Regions from separate parts of the Homo sapiens genome. Here region 1 is linked to region 2. A link is a loop called in an ENCODE intact Hi-C map of the cell type or tissue named here. Cell type or tissue: PC-3. All regions are shown on one strand.

What was found. Hi-C counts contacts between places; a loop is a spot of excess contacts. Peaks named below come from ENCODE experiments on the same cell type or tissue, not always from the same donor. Only the 100,000 strongest peaks of a DNase experiment are listed, where the experiment ranks them.
Region 1: it touches region 2 in a loop (16-fold over the local background); 56 of 110 quality-filtered maps call a loop at or near these places.

The regions. Positions count from the first base shown.
Region 1 is chr2:30,022,346-30,030,345 of GRCh38, forward strand. No RefSeq gene overlaps it. Among named protein-coding and RNA genes, the nearest start is that of ALK, 100 kb to the left of the region's middle. RefSeq lists an enhancer at 3,637-4,137. In PC-3, CTCF peaks have their summits at 4,288 (motif pointing left) and 4,491; a DNase peak (open chromatin) is centred at 4,006; H3K4me3 peaks cover 984 bases; H3K27ac peaks cover 1,992 bases.
Region 2 is chr2:29,919,131-29,927,130 of GRCh38, forward strand. ALK (ALK receptor tyrosine kinase) reads right to left here and starts at 2,456. Exons shown (of 29, transcript NM_004304.5): 1 at 863-2,456. The coding sequence starts at 1,529. In PC-3, a CTCF peak has its summit at 4,177 (motif pointing right); DNase peaks (open chromatin) are centred at 2,621 and 4,181; H3K4me3 peaks cover 2,058 bases; H3K27me3 peaks cover 1,073 bases.

The DNA of each region.
Region 1 (8,000 bases), 100 kb after region 2:
GCTCATGGTCACATAATGAGTGGTAAAAGTGTGGATTTAAAACTAATTTCAATTCTGTCTGCTCAGAATTCATGCTTTACATCATTATACCATGCTGCTTCTGTGGCTCACTCCCAAGCTTAGTCTTTACCACCAATTGGCAATTTCCAGGGTAGCTTTGAAAGGAGACATGTGACCAGCATGGTGCCCAGATCGCAGTCAGTGTTTGTAGAGCAAACAAATAAGCTACTGCACCCCATCTCCTATTTTTCAGTTAGCTAATTTGCATTCAAAGTGTCCGTTTCTGTTTGGGTGTCACTTCCTTCCAGAAACTTCCTCTGACCACACAGGCTGGGTTAGGATGCCTCTTCTGTGTGTCTATGGGAAACTGTGCATAGAGCTATTCTTGTACTTATTATAACAAACCATAATGATCTTTGTGACTTGAGAGCTCGCTCATGGCTTCTCACGTCTGAACCCTTCTTTCTCTTCCTCTGCTCCTCTCCCTCCTAGCCCTGGTTGGTCCCCCTGAGCAGGGTTATTATGTCCTCCAGATGGGATCAGACCCACTCACTCATTCTCTAAGGCCTGCTGTGCACACCAGGCAATGCAGTCAGCTCCTTCACCACCAACATCCTGTCTTGCAGAGCCCACAGCCCAATGGAGGAGCAAGATGAGAGACAAGGAATCAGACTGGAAGCATAAAATAATTCCAGATTGCAAAGACAAATATAAATAGAAAAGAGTGATAAGGCATGGGATATCTACTTATCATAGGCTGGTCAGAGAAGTATGTTTTGAGACAGTGATGTTTAGGCTGAAACTGAATGATGAGAAGGAGCCAGCCATGGCACGACAGCAAAACAGCACACCTTCCAAGCAGAGGGAACAACACATACAGAGGTGGCATAAAGCTTGTGTTCTAGAAATCAAAAGAAAGCACATGGCTGGAGTGTATGAGCTGCTGGGGACATGGCTTAATAATGCTGGAGGGATAGATTAGAAATAGATCTCACCAGGCATGTGGGCCATGGCAAGGAGTTTAGATGTGAACCTCTGGAAGGTTCTCAGGAGGGGAGAGACCATCTGCTTTTCATTTTAAGAACATCTTTCTGGCCACTGTGTGGAATAAAGTAGTAGGACACCATTGTATTGTCCAGAAGATAGATGATGATGGTGGCCTAGGCTAAGGAGATGGAAACTAGTGGAGATGGATAAGCTGGTAGATTTTATACATCATGTGATGTGGCTTTAGGCATGCGTCATTTGAGGAGTCTGCAGACATCCACGTGAAGCTGTCAGGCAGATGGAGCTTAGAGGAGAGGTCCAGGCCGGAGGTCTAATTTGAGAGCCATCAGAACACTGATGGGGTTTTAAGCTAAGGGGATAGAGAAAAGAAGTGAACCCAGGACTGAGACCTGGGCATACCAATATTGAGAACTCAGGAAGGGAGACTGAGGCAGTGGATCACAAGGTCAGGAGATCAAGACCATCCTGGCTAACACGGTAAAACCCTGCCTCTACTAAAAATACAAAAAAAATTAGCCAGGCATGGTGGCAGGTGCCTGTAGTCCCAGCTACTTGGGAGGCGGAGCTTGCAGTGAGCCGAGATCAGGCCACTGCACTCCAGCCTGGGCGACAGAGCGAGACTCCGTCTCAAAAAAAAAAAAAAGAAGTCAAGAAGAGGAGGAGCTAGGGAAGGGGGTTAGGAAGGATGGCCAGAGAGGTGGGAAGAAAACCAGGAGACCCTGGAACCACAGATCTCAAGATCAAGAGGCTTTAAGTACAAATGACCGAAAAGCATTAATATTTCTGCCCTGTGATAAATGGATCAAAAAAGATTCTGAATAAATGTTAGTGTTCTTTCCGCCTCTACCCTTAGATATTTACATGTTGATGAAGGTAAACATTTACATCAAAAAAACTGTTCTCTATTTGTGAGATTTTAGGTGTTGGCCTACACAAAGGAACATTTAGGAGAAGGGAGAAGAGTAATGATGAAATTATATCCCATGTAAAGCTAGACCTACCTTATTTATAAGTTTTGTTGCTAGGAGAGTCTTTAGAAACCACCTAGTACCCTGACTTAGACAGTAAGGCCAGCCTTGTGGCATCAATAATGAGCAGCACCTGACAAAATCACTCAAGTGCTCATAATGGGCTACTCTATGGTTGCTCTGGGGGAGGGGCCAGCACTTGTGCTTTAACAAGCCCTCCAGGTAATTCCGATGCATGCTCCAGTTTGGGAACCCCTGTATCACAAGAGCCCCTGGCCTGTTACCCCATTCATAGCTAATTGGTAATGCAGTAAGCACCACGGAATAAATAAGTCAAACCTGGAGCTGATAATCAATATAGCTTGGCAAGTCTTGGTGGCCATCGGTGACAGGACAAAGGGAGACATGCTAGGGCTTATCCCACGGCCCCTGGGAAGCCCCTGGAGGTAGCGTAGCAGCTAGGGACCCCGACTTGGTTGTACCACAGCCTCTGGGTTGTAATCCCTTGTCAAAGATTTTCCGTTTCAGTAATGCTGTTATCCTGGGGATTATGGCCAAATGGAAATACATTAAATTGTAAATCACCTTCCCCACGTGGGCCAAGAGAAGCCCCAGAAGAATTCATTAAAGTGTAATGGTACCTGCACCTGTCATTACGCACGCCTCACTCAAATAAGGCCATAGAATACAGATTATTCACCTGGAATATGGCCACGCCATAATGAGCTCCTCCAGGGTTAGCTCCTAGTGGAGAGTAGGAAAGAGTGAGGCAGCTACTTAGAGCAAAATATTTCCAGGAGTAGCAAGGATGCTGGGCTGGAAGACTTGCCCTGTCTGTACTGCTAATTCACTGCTTGTCCATGGGCAAACTGCTTCTTGTCCTGGCTCCAGTTTCCTCAACTGTGAAATAAATTGTTTCCAGTGCTTCTCAAACTTTAGAGTGCATAAAAATCACCTCAAGAGGTAGCCAGCCATTCCAGTACTCCCAGGACTGAGGGAAGTCCTGTGATATTGGCGTTTCAGTGGTAAAACCATGACAGTGCCAGGCAAACCGAGCCTAGTTGGTCACCCTACTCCTGGAGGGCTTGTTGAATCAGAGTGCTATCCCCTCACCAGGGATTCTGATTCCATGAGGGAGAGGAGGAAGCAAAGGAGAGCAAGAGTTTGCTAACAAGCTCCCTGAATGCCAGGGATAGACTAGATGGTGGTTCCTAAATGCCTTTCTGCAGACAAGCTACATTAGACACACCTGAAGAGTTTGTTAAAAATACCGGTTCCTAGGTTCCAGCACCAGACATTTTTTTTTTTCTTTTTTGAGACGGAGTCTCGCTCTGTCGCCCAGGCTGGAGTGCAGTGGCGCCATCTCGGCTCACTGCAAGCTCCGCCCCCTGGAGTTCACGCCATTCTCCTGCCTCAGCCTCCAGAGTAGCTGGGACTACAGGCGCCTGCCACCACGCCCGGCTAATTTTTTTGTATTTTTAGTAGAGACGGGGTTTCACCGTGTTAGCAAGGATGGTCTCGATTTCCTGACCTCGTGATCCGCCCATCTCGGCCTCCCGAAGTTCTGCGATAACAGGCGTGAGCCACCGCGCCTGCCCTCCAGCACTAGACATTCTTACTCGATGGGGCTAGAGCTGAGTCTAGGAATCTACATTTCTAACAAGCTTCAGTGGTGATGCCCGGTGGGATTGAGAACCACTAAACTAGATCATGTGTACGGTTCCACGCAATTCAGGCATTCTATTACATTTTAAGTGTCTGTGTGCATGTCCATTTAGTAAAAGCTCCCCAAATTTGATGAACAACCCTCAATCATTTTATCTGGCTAGGATCAGTCATGCCTGGCATTAGGCATTTCCATTTTTGCCCTGAGCAAATGCAGCTGTTGGAGGAAGCGCACGGCCCTGGGAGACAGGCGTGCTCATTCAGAGTGGGCGAACACATGCGCTTACTCATGGATGCAGCTCTCATTTGCCCTCGGGGAGACGGAAGCCTGCGTCAAGGAGCTCCAGCAAGCTGCCCGGATATGAGCCTGTCACTGGGGCCTTGTTGCGGATGACTGTGCCCTGGCCTGCGTGTGTCATGCCAGGTGAAGTCAGAGAGGGGACAATAAGTGTCCCCTGTACCCAGGGTTTGGCAATCTTGCTGCGACCGTCTCATGACCCAGCAGACTACAAACAACTTGCAGTGAAATGTAATAAAAGAGTCCAGAGGGAGTGGAGCATGATGTACACCCCAGCCCTACAGAAGTGACAGCCCAGCCCCTGCGGCTGCATCAGGCTCTAAACAGAGCAGGTGCTGCCACCTCCTGGCCCCACTCAGGCTGAGCCACCGCAGTCTCCAGATGCATTTGGAATCTCAAATTGGGAATTCTGGAGATTCGGCCTCGAAAACACCCCAGAGACCATCTAACTCTTCCCACCCCATGTGCAGAAGAGGAAACTGAGCTCCCTCGATGTTGGCAGTTTTCCCCCACGTCCGACTGTGTGGCAGAGCCAGAGGCAAGCCCACCTGGTGCTCTTTTCCTAGTGCCTCACTGATCTCCTGCTGCTTTAAGCCAAACAGCTATGACCCAGTAATCCTGGCCAGAGCGGGAGCTGGGGTTTGTGGTGAGATCTGAGCAAGGAGAGAGGCTTGGCTGCTACTCGGTCCTGTGCCAGCTTGCCTCCTCCATGCCTAACCTTTGAAGATGAACCGAGACCCACCTTTGGAGATGAACAGAGACCCTGGTCAGGGAAGAACACTTGCCACTTCTCAGAGAGAAAGAAATGCTCCACGAATACATCACTTCAAATAGTAGTCTCCATAGCAGACAAGCATCACGTGGAAAAGAGACCCTACTTCCTTGAAACAAAACCACCTTGAGTGTGCAGATTCTTTGTTGCTGTTGTTCTTGAAAAGTCGTCTAGGACCATAGCAAACACCCCTGTAGCAGAAACCAGCAACCTGCAGAGATGGGGTGTGCCCAGCAGAGCTGTGTAGAATGTCAAGGCTTGGGGGTAAATGAAATTAAAAGAGGAAAAGGAGAAGGTAGAGAAGAGGAAAAAGCAAAAGAGGGAATAGAGAGAAGGAAGGACAGGATGGACAGATGAATGCACTGAGTACCAACCTGAGCCAAAGACTGCTAACCCTTGCTTCAATAAGTCTCTCATTCATCAAACATTTTTGGATGCCTACTCTGCCCAAGGCATCCTGCCTGTACCCAGAGTGGACACGACAAGTAATCTCTTACCCCTGCTTTCAAAGAATGTATCAGATAAAGCATGTGGAAAAGAAATCTTTCCAAGCCAGTGTGATATGAAGTAGAAGGTGATGGATGTTGTGAGAGGGAAGACTCCTGACTATGCAAATCCAGAGGAGGGGCAAAGAGGGGAGAAATAGAAGAAGGTGGTGTCATTTCATCAAGGCTCCAAAATCATGAGAAGAATGGGGGCATGCAAAGATGAAATGTAGGGCATTTCAAGCATAAAACAAAGAAAAGGCATGAACTGGACACGGAGGAAAAGTGGTTATGGAGAAGACAGCAGTTGCATCTGGCTAAAATGCAGGTGCAAGAAGGGACACACAGGCAATAGGTGGAAAAGGCAGGTGGGGCCAAGTCGAGGAGCAGGTGGTAAAGTGAACTTGAATGCCAAGTTAACTGTTCCCTCGGCATCAGGGAGTCCCTGCAGGCTCCAAAACAAGACAGGGGCATAATCAACTGTTCCGGATGCTGCAGGGCAAAAGAGCACTCAGTATGAACTCTGCAGCGTGAGGAATGGGGGAGCTTGAGTTAGGGGGAAGAGGGGTGCCCCATCCACCGGGATTTTATTTTGCAACTCAAAGTGCTGAACAACATATCCCAGTGTTCATATTGCTGGATTATATCTGCCAGTTTCTGCTTCCTGTGCACTCACTGCCAGGCTTTCTCCTCTCTGAGCTGCTCTAGAGAACAATAATAACATCCTCTGCTTCCCACTGGCCTGCATTCTGTTCTGCTGTCTGAACAATGCATGTGTCTTTGCTCCTCGATGGATGAGGCTTGTATTTCTGATTCAAATTCACAATAAAGTCAAAAGCAATTGTGCTGGAGCTGCTGGTGGGTCCAATGATCACTACCTTGGATAGAGACTGGGGACTCCCTTGTTCAAGCCCCTACGATGAAGACACATTGGACTTCTCCAGTTCTGTCCCTCCCCGGAACTTGTAACACAGTGGCACTGAACAATCAGAGCAATTAACAAAATGCTCAGAATGTACAGAAAGGAGATGAAGGAAGTTCAGCATTGCAGTTGGTGGGGGCTCCTCCCATCACAATCGATTCATCAAACAAACTTGCCAACTCTCTAAACTTTAATTTCAAATGACTGGGTCCCTTTGTGCACAGACAGATAATCAAATTCAGTATGTTGGAAACATGTTTCAGTCTTTTCTGGGTTGTTATTTTTTTTTTCAATTTTAAACAAATAAGAGCTCTTTCCAAGGCAGTGTTTTATTTCCTTTGCTTCACAGCCTGATTAATGATAGGCTCAGCCCCACAAAAAGCCAAGGGAAGAGAGGAAAATAAATGTGAAGGCCCAGCCATTTAAGTCCTCTCCTGGCCTTCCAAGAGAGGTTTAATACCCACCGACCACTCCGGGGTACAAATCTGAGCTGGATGCCATGGGTTGGCATGGGGTGAGCCTGAGTCTATGGCTGAGCTAATTATGCTTTTCAGCCTGGGCTAGGCATTGTCTTAAGAAACCAAGTGGAAATCACCAGGATTCTACAAACCCCCAGATGTTCACTTTGAGTTTCTGCCCTTTGATGGTACAAAGAGTGATGGACATGGAGTCAGAAGGCCTGGGTTTGGGACCCAGATCTACTCTTTACTGGAGGTGGGACTTTAACCAAGTCCCTTCCGTCTCCAAACTGAGGCCAGGCCTCAGTCTCCTCAAGTGTGAAGCAGGAATAATGATGTCCACTTCAAAATGTTTAAAAGGAGCTGGTACCACATCATCTCTTACAGAGAGACTCCTTGGTAGGACCCCCCAACCCCAGAAGCTCCCCTGAGCTATGTACATCTTGTAGGGCATGGATATGGCTGGAACCAAGGGCTCAGGAAAGGGAGTGACATCTCTGGGTTAGAAATAAAGAATTTCTGGCCGGGTGCGGTGGCTCACGCCTGTAATCCCAGCACTTTGGGAGGCCGAGGCGGGCGGATCACCTGAGGTCAGGAGTTCGAGACCAGCCTGCCAAACATGGTGAAACCCTATCTCTACTAAAAATACAAAAAATTAGCCAGGCATGGTGGCAGGCCCCTGTAATCCCAGCTACTTGGGAAGCCTAGGCAGGAGAATCACTTGAACCCCGGAGGCAGAGGTTGCAGCGAGCCAAGATCGTGCCATTGCATTCCACCCTGGGCAACAAGAGTGAAATTCCATAAAAAGAAGAAAGCAAGAAAGCAAGAAGGAAGAAAGGAAGAGAGGGAGGGAGGGAAGGAAGGAGGGAAGGAAGGAAGGAAGGAAGGAAGGAAGGAAGGAAGGAAGGAAGGAAGGAAGGAAGGAAGGAATTCTAACAGAAAAGGCAGTGAAAAGCAAGAGGCACAGAGGAGAGGGAAGAGCCAGAGGCTGTGATGGGCAGGACACAGCCTCCTCATTCCCCATCCCACCCCACCTGACAGCACTATGCCTCTTATCTACAGCAAATTGCTAAACTAATAAAACATGTCACATGTTTAAAGTGGAGTGTGCGGGTGTGTGATGAGACTGCTCTTTGCATCCAGCAATCCAATGCAGCTTAGAACCATAAGTCTGTGAGAATTTGCAGAAACCATGAGGACAGGCTTAAGTCTCTCCCAGGCTGTGGAGACTCCTGGTGACATCTGTGTGGTGTTACCATTGCTACAATAACAACACATTAGGAACGTTTCATTCAAATGGTTACACTTCCAAAGAACGGGCTTACACTTAGAATCTTGATCCATCTTTGTTCCATCCTGGGCCATTCCCTGGTGAACACAGCATGGCTGGGACATGGACATGGTAGAATTGGGAGCCTCATTTT
Region 2 (8,000 bases):
CTCCAGCAGGGAGATCTGCAGTGAAACAAGCTGCCAGAGACTATCATCAAGAGCTGCTGCTGCAGACGTTCAAGCTAAGAATCAGAGGGGAAAGGAGGAGTGGGGAAAGGTAAGAAAAGCAGGAAAACCAACGATGGTTTCTCCCTGGCTTCATAGTGACTCCCCAAAGGAAGACAATCTTGACAACTTTCCTTCCTTCCTCCACACCTCCCTCCTGTCCTCTGTTCCTTAGTTTCTCTGGGGCTTTCCCAACAACATGTAAGAGAAAGGATGAGTCGAGAGTGCATAGCAGACTGGGTGGGGGTGGGAGGGGGAGAATAAATAAATAAAGAAGAGACAATCCCTGGCAATACCTGCCCAAGCCAACGTTTGGAATGGGGACAGTTGGGTGAGATTCAATAATATGAAGAGAAATTCTATATTCCCTGAGAAGGTACCATATTTCCCAAATCTGTGCTGGCCAGGAACAAGAGGGAGAGAAGGGCAATAGTTTTGACATCTACTACTAAGCTTGGAACCTGGAAGTAATCGGGGCATTTCAACTGTCCCGGGGCCCAGGAAGAGGGGCGCCCAATTTTGTCTCGGACAGCGTATAAGTCCAGAGAAGAAGGCGCTCTGCCAAGAGTATGAAACTTTTCCCCCAACTTGGTTGCTAAAGAGGAAGGAAGACCCCTGAACTGCGTTCAGGGAGAAAACAAGAAACTACGGTCTGATTCGGGAAGGAGGTTTGCGGGAGGAAGGAGGGCGATGAAGCAGAGCTGAGGTTTTAGAAAGTGGGGTGGAAGTGAAGATTATTTAATGGTTGCATATCAATGTGACTAAAAACACTAAATCCCGGCACACTCAGGCGGGAGCTGCTCACCAGTCCCGAAGATCTGGAAGAGAAGGCGGGGCTGGGAGGCGCGAATTGCCGCGGACAGCCTTCCCTCTCTGCCCACTTCCGACGCCTTCTTCTCGGGCATCAGGCGGATCCTCAGTCGCCCTTCGCCTTGGCGAATCCACCAACTGAACAGCTCGCTGAGATTGAACTGGAGCAGCCCCACAGCCGCCTCCCCGGGGGGCCCGACGCAACCCTCCAAGATCGCCTCCTCGCCCAGCTCCAGCACCAACTGCTTGGCACGCCGGAGCTTGCGCACGGAGCCGCCCTTCAGCACCCTGGACAGCGTCCGGGCCTCTGCCGGGGCTGGTGAACCGGCGGTCCAGGAGACCCCCGGCGCCGGCCCCAGCAACCTGAGCAGCGGGGCGCAGTCCAGAGCTAGCGAGCCGCGGGCCTCGGGCCTGCCAGCCTTCAGCTCCGAGGAGGATGGTGGCAGCAGTAGGTCCCGGGCGTAGACACGGAAGAGCGAGGGCACCACGAAGTCAACTGCCAGACTCTTCCTCTGCAGGCGCGAGTAGCTGAGTGGCTCCCGGGGCTGCAGCGGCGGCCCCGCAGCTGGGGAGCCCGCGCGCTGGCCGGTCCCCATCCCGGAGCCCACAGCTGCCGTGGAAAGCAGCAGCGGCAGGAGCCACAGGAGCCCGATGGCTCCCATCCCGCCGGAGGAGGCCGTTTACACTGCTCTCCGGGCCCAGCCTCACCCTTCGCTCTCCCCGAGATGGGAAGAGGCTCTGAACAGTCCTTGGTACCCAGCGGCTCCTTCCACCTGATCTCCAGAGGACTGTGCGTGCGCGCAAGTCTCTTGCTTTCCCCCAACTGCACGGAGGCGAGCAGGAGTCTAAATGAAACAGACCTGGAAGCTCAGGGGCGAGTCCAGAGACACTCAAGCACACTGGGCTCACTGGCTGGGACCTTGAGCCTCCCGCTCTCCGCGCCGAGTGCCGCGCCCCCGTCTGTAGCTCGCTGCGCTCGGTACAGAGGAACTACTATGGTTGAAGGGAGGTGGCAGTTGGGTACCGTCCTCTCCTGCCCCCCGCAGTCGGAGCTGGGGTCTGTCCCCTCTCGGGGCAGCCTCCAATCTCTGCAACTTTTAAGGCTGAGAACGGCGGCTCCCAGCTGCTGCACGCTGTCCTGGCCGCCTTTTGCGTTCCTTTTGGCTCCTCCAAGCTCTTCTGCCCGGTCTGGGCGGGAACCGAGGGCGGAGGCTGCCGTCTTGCGCACCCTCAAGCTATCTCTCCGCTGCGGGAAGGCTTCGGACTGTCTGCCTGCTGAACTTCTGGGCGTGAATCCCAGCCCCCGCGCTGCGCAAGTTTGCAGCGTCCTTGCTCTCACCGGCGCCTCGGCTCCTCAGAGTTCGCAGGCACTGGAGCGGCCCCGGCGGCAGCAGCTGAGGGCGTTCAGGGCAGGGGCGCCCGAAATCTTGCCGCCCCCTCCTCACCCATCATCAGCGCCCGCGGCTTTGGGTGGCCGACCAGAGGGCGGCCGGAAAGCACCTCGGTGCCCCGCGACCCTCCGAACAGAGGCGGCGGGAGGTACCAGCTGCTACCACCGCTGCCGCCCCCAGAGCCGCTGGATCGCATCTGCCTGGGCGCCCGCCACTTGCAGCTGGCTGAGCCGCGCGAGCGCGCGCAGGGAGGGGGCGGGGCCCGGAGGGGGCGGGGCTCACAAGCCAACTCCGCGCTGCTGCCCGACCCACGCAGTCCGGCCTCGCCCCGCCCCACCCGCACCCTCCAACCAATGGCGTGGCTCGATCGGCTCCTATGCAAATCTGCAGAGGCCTCGGCATTCATTGAGAAAAGGAGTGAGCCCGCCCCACCCTCCCTCTGTTCCCTCTCCAGTCTCTTGTTCTTCCCCTCCTCTAGATTCCCTGCCCTATTTCTCTGCAGTGTGAAAGGGAGCAAATGTGAGAACTGGAAGAGGCCTTTGCAATCAAGCACTCTCCCTAATTATACATTTAAGAGATTAAACGGGTCCGACTTCGGAAAAACAGGTTCCAGAATAAAACTGGAGGAGAGGGGAAGGGAGGGGGGAGTGGGAAGGGAGGAGGAAGTGGGGAGAGGGTGGCAGCGCGACACTGGCAAATCTGAGAACAGCTTGTATTAAGGCCCTGAGACAGAATATTTTCTGACCCATCTATTATTTGAATGCATTCCTGGGAGCTTAGGAGTCCTGCCGTCCACACAGGAGAATTTGGGAATAGGGGGGCAGAGAGGGATGGATGGTCTTGGTCTGGCAGAGTTGTTCTGCAGCTACAACAAATACCTTTCAGACCCCTGTCAGTCGCTCTGTTTTCTCAGAATGGTGTCTGAACATGTGTAACCTCCCCTAGTCTCTGTAAGGCAAACATTTTAATTCCAGATTTACAGATGCAGAAACTGAGTTGCAGAGCATTTAATTGTTTGCCCACAATCTTGGGAATGAGGGTTCAGAACCTTAGGCCTTTTTTACTCACCTGTAATGGCTGTACCTCTCCTCTCCCTTTCCTTTCGTCTCTCCTGAGCTGCCAACACAGAACTCATAATAGCTGTTTTTATAACAAGTGGTTCACTAGATCCTCAGACAAAACTACCATCTTTGGGTCACACAAATCCCCTTGATTCCTTCTTAAAGGCTGGTTGTCAGGCCTTGGGCTGACTGTTGAAGCTAAGAATAAGGCAAGATCCTCTCTGGAGCTCACGGCCTGTCGGGTAGCACAGGAGTTTTCTCACAGGATCAGAGCACAGTGTCACATTGAACCTCCCTCACTGAGCTCCTGGGGGCCGCAGTAACTTGCCTACCACCCCACAGGAGATAGTGGCCAGGTGGAACCTCTGTTCTCCTAGGAGCTGGGCCTTTCCAGCTTTGTGGCAATGCCTTGGCAAGTGGAAGACCCAGTAACAAAGGAATATTGATTCTCGGAATGGCTTTCTTCCTGCTCTATGTTTGGCAACTCACTTAATTTGACAGGCATCTGCCCTCTCTCTGGAAGTCACACTGGATACACTGACTTTACAAGTTTCAGGGCAAAGAATTATCTCACCCGAGAAGAAAATATGCTCCTATCTTGGTGGAGGAAGGGTGGAAAAGAAAGAAAAGAGGGAGGAAAATGCTATGGTAGTTAATACTTTCCTGGTACAATATATGTTTGATTTTCATCAGATTTTTCTGACATACCTACTGGAAGAGGAATTTTTATTTGAAATATGAAAAAAGACTAAAACTCCAGCCTTTCCCTATTTCTCTATACAATTCTTGACCAAAGGCATTACTGACTCCAGTTAATTTGTCAGTTAACTGTGAATCGTCTGCTGCACCCAATGGCCACTAGGGGGCTGCAGAGACTTGAAACTTTAAATGAGCTGCCAGGGTTTAACGTTCTCTAATAATACCCCTGTCCATTGCTTTTGCACCTCATAGACACAAGAGTCTCAATTAATTCTCATGATTTATACATTGTCTCAAACTTTTCCCAAGGAAAAATAAGTGCCTTTCCCTGTAGATTAAATGACACTAAATCTCAAAAAATTTCTTCTTTTTTAGATAATTTTTTTTTAAAGGAGGCAGGAATTAATACTGATAGTCTACCAGGCACGAATGTATGCATCTGTAGACATGTGGGTGTCTAACACATCACACAGTTTTTTTGGGAAAGGGTATATGTTATTATTTCTATTACAGAGATAAAACAGCTAAGGCTCAGAAAGGCAAAATAATTTGCCCAAGGTAAAACAGCAAGCAAATAACAGAGTTGGAATTCAAACCGCTGACTCTTTTCCTCCAACATTTACACAACCCACTGAGAAAAGTTAGGACCTTAACTCATGCCCAAATTTATAATTTTAACACCCCATCCTACATAATTTCCATCAAAAGGATGGGAGACGGGAAAATGAATTTAAGAGCACATAGGGGAAATAGACAGAAAGATGAAAAGTGTGAGAATGATTGCTAACACATCTTGTGCACTTATTATGATCTATTTCAAAAAGACTTTCATTCACTATCTCATTTCATATTCCCAGTAACACTCTGAGGAAAAGTAATAGTATCTCTTTTCTACAGATCACAAATAGAAGCTCAGGGAGGTTAACTCCCCGACAAAGCTACACAGGTAACTAGAGCTGAACCTGGATACCTGACTAAGAAGTTCATGCTCTTAAATTCTGGGTGATCTCCCGCATGTTCTCACTCATAGGTGGGAATTGAACAATGAGAACACATGGACACAGGAAGGGGAACATCACACTCCGGGGACTGTTGTGGGGTGGGGGGAGGGGGGAGGGATAGCATTAGGAGATATACCTAATGTAAATGACGAGTTAATGGGTGCAGCACACCAACATGGCACATGTATACACATGTAACAAACCTGCACATTGTGCACATGTACCCTAAAACTTAAAGTATAATAATAATAAAATAAAATAAAATTTCTGGGTGATCTCACAATAGAGAAAATGGGATGAGGTAAAATGGATTGAGATGAGCCAAGATCAACAGAGGAAGAAGCTGAAAGGCCAAATCAGAGAGATGGGGAGTGGAAGTGGCAGACATAGATTCTGACATAGATACTGGAATCCCCAAGGAGACAATTAGGTGGGCTGCTCTGTGTCACCTTGCAGATGACTTGGGCCATTGGGCTGGGGGAGGAGGAATGTGAGTTGACCATGTACCAAGAGAGGAAGTGGCCAAAGAGGACACTGAGACCACCAACAACCTCCTCAGGAAATTCCCAATTTCTGGAAAGGGCAAAGTGAACAACTCAGTCAAGGAGGTACATAAATTCTCTATAAGAGAAGTAATAATAAAAATGACATGAGAAATTCAGCAATGTGACTTAAGGTAAAACATATCTCACAACTGCAAAATCTGATTGGGACATATAGGATCAAGTTAGGCATTTTGTTGGTCAACAGATACTCCTCGTGTACCTAATGTATACAGGATGTTGTTCTATGTTCCAGGAATTTTTTGCTCTGGACAAAATAAAAGGTCCTTCACCTTAAGAAGCTTACACTCTAATGATGAGAAACAGATAATAAATGTGCAAGCACATAAAGTAATTTAAGATAATAATAGTTGCTATAAAAAACAAAATAGGGCCATGCGGTAGATGACTTGGGACAGCAGGTGCGGGTGCTGTCCTAGCTCTACCTTCATAGTTGAAGAAGTCCTCTTTAAGGAGGTTACAGTTAAGTCCTGATTGGTGGGAAAGAGGCAGTCATGAAAAGCTTTCGAGAAAGAACGTTCTAAGCAAAGGAATATCACAGGCAATGGTCCTGAGATGAGAATAGCTTTGCATGTCCAGTAGACAGTAAGAAATCAATCTGGCTGGAACATAGTGAACAGAAGACAGAAAGGTGGAGGGGCAGCCAAGGTCTAGATCTTCTACAGTTGGATAGGCCATGGTAACAAGTTTGCATTTTGATTGCAATGGGAAGACACTACTTTAGCGGAAAGTCTCATACTCTGATTTATGCTGTAGACTTGCACTGTTTAATATGGTAGCCATTAGTCATATGTGGCAATTGAACACATGAAATATGCCTCATCCAAACTCAAATGGGCTCTAAGTGTAAAGTACACACCACATTTCTAATGTTTATTATGAAAAAAATATATAAAATCCCTCCTTAGTATTTTTCATATTGAATACATGTTTAAATGATAATATTTTGGGTATATCAGGTTACATAAAATATATTATTCAAGTTAATTTTACTTTATTAAATTAATTTTACTTTAGTTAATGTAGCTAGTATTCTGGGCTTGGTCAAGAGTTTTAACCTCTTGGCCTTATCTCTCCTGTTTAAAAGTGGATTATAATCTATTTCTGACAAAGTTGTCGTGACAAATATAGCAAATGTGAAAATTCCTAAGGGCATGATAGGTACCCTTACCTTCGCTAAGCTAAAGCAAGTCAATAATCATGGTCAAATGTCAAAAATAAAGACAGGATACAGTTGTATTCTGGCTGGGGGAAACCACGTGTTATATGAGAGAGACAGAGATTGAGAGAGAGAAGAGGAAGAAGAAGAAGAGGAAGAGGAAGAAGAAGGAGGAGGAGGAGGAGCAGCAGCAGCAGGAGCAGGAGCAGCAGCAGCAAGCAGGAGGGAGGTGAGGAGGAGAAGGGGGATAAAAAGGCAAGAGACAAATCAATAAGTAGACCTGAAACTAGATATCAGAGTATACTTATTGCTAAGGCATTTGGAAACCCATGACCAAAGGAACTTACCCTGGGCCAAGAGCAAGAATTGGCACCCAGAAGAAACATTCAAATGAACCAAGACTTGTGTTCAGGAAAGTAGATTTTCATCCCAGCCTTTCTTCTCAGAGGTTCTGTGACTTTGGGAAAACCTTTGGCTTATCCAGACTCCTGTTTCAAATTAGAAGAAAGGACCAAGTATAGTCTTTAAGATACAAGTCTGAAATCCTCTGTGAAATTCTTCAAGTGGCCAAAAGGTCTCATTCAAGACCGGGGACCGGAGGTGACAGGTACTAGAAGAAGACTGTGAGTTTCCAGCACAACCAGGAAGAGAGCTGGGCCCCAATGCTGCAGAGAGGAAAAACCAAACCAGGATTTCTTTTAAAATATGCTCTGCCACATGGCAAGCCTGAGCTCTGAATCTGTAGCCTGACACTGCTGACCAGTCACATACAAGATATCTTGTAAGGATCGACATGCTAAGAGGAGGGTAGTTAAAGTCATTAAATATTAATTTAAGCACCTACCATATGCTTTGCTGTATGTGATGTGCCATGGAGAGAGACCATGGTGAATAAGACAGTCTAAGTTCCACTTTTACACTGTTGGTGGGAGTGTAAATTAGTTCAACCATTGTGGAAGATAGTGTGGCAATTCCTCAAGGATCTAGAACTAGAAATACCATTTCACCCAGCCATTCCATTACTGGGTATATACCCAAAGGATTATAAATCATGCTGCTATAAAGACATATGCACACGTATGTTTCTTGCAGCACTATTCACAACAGCAAAGACTTGGAACCAACTCAAATGTCCATCAATGACAGACTGCATTAAGACAATGTGGCACATATACACTATGGAATACTATGCAGCCATAAAAAATGATGAGTTCATGTCCTTTGCAGGGACATGGATGAAGCTGGAAACCATCATTCTC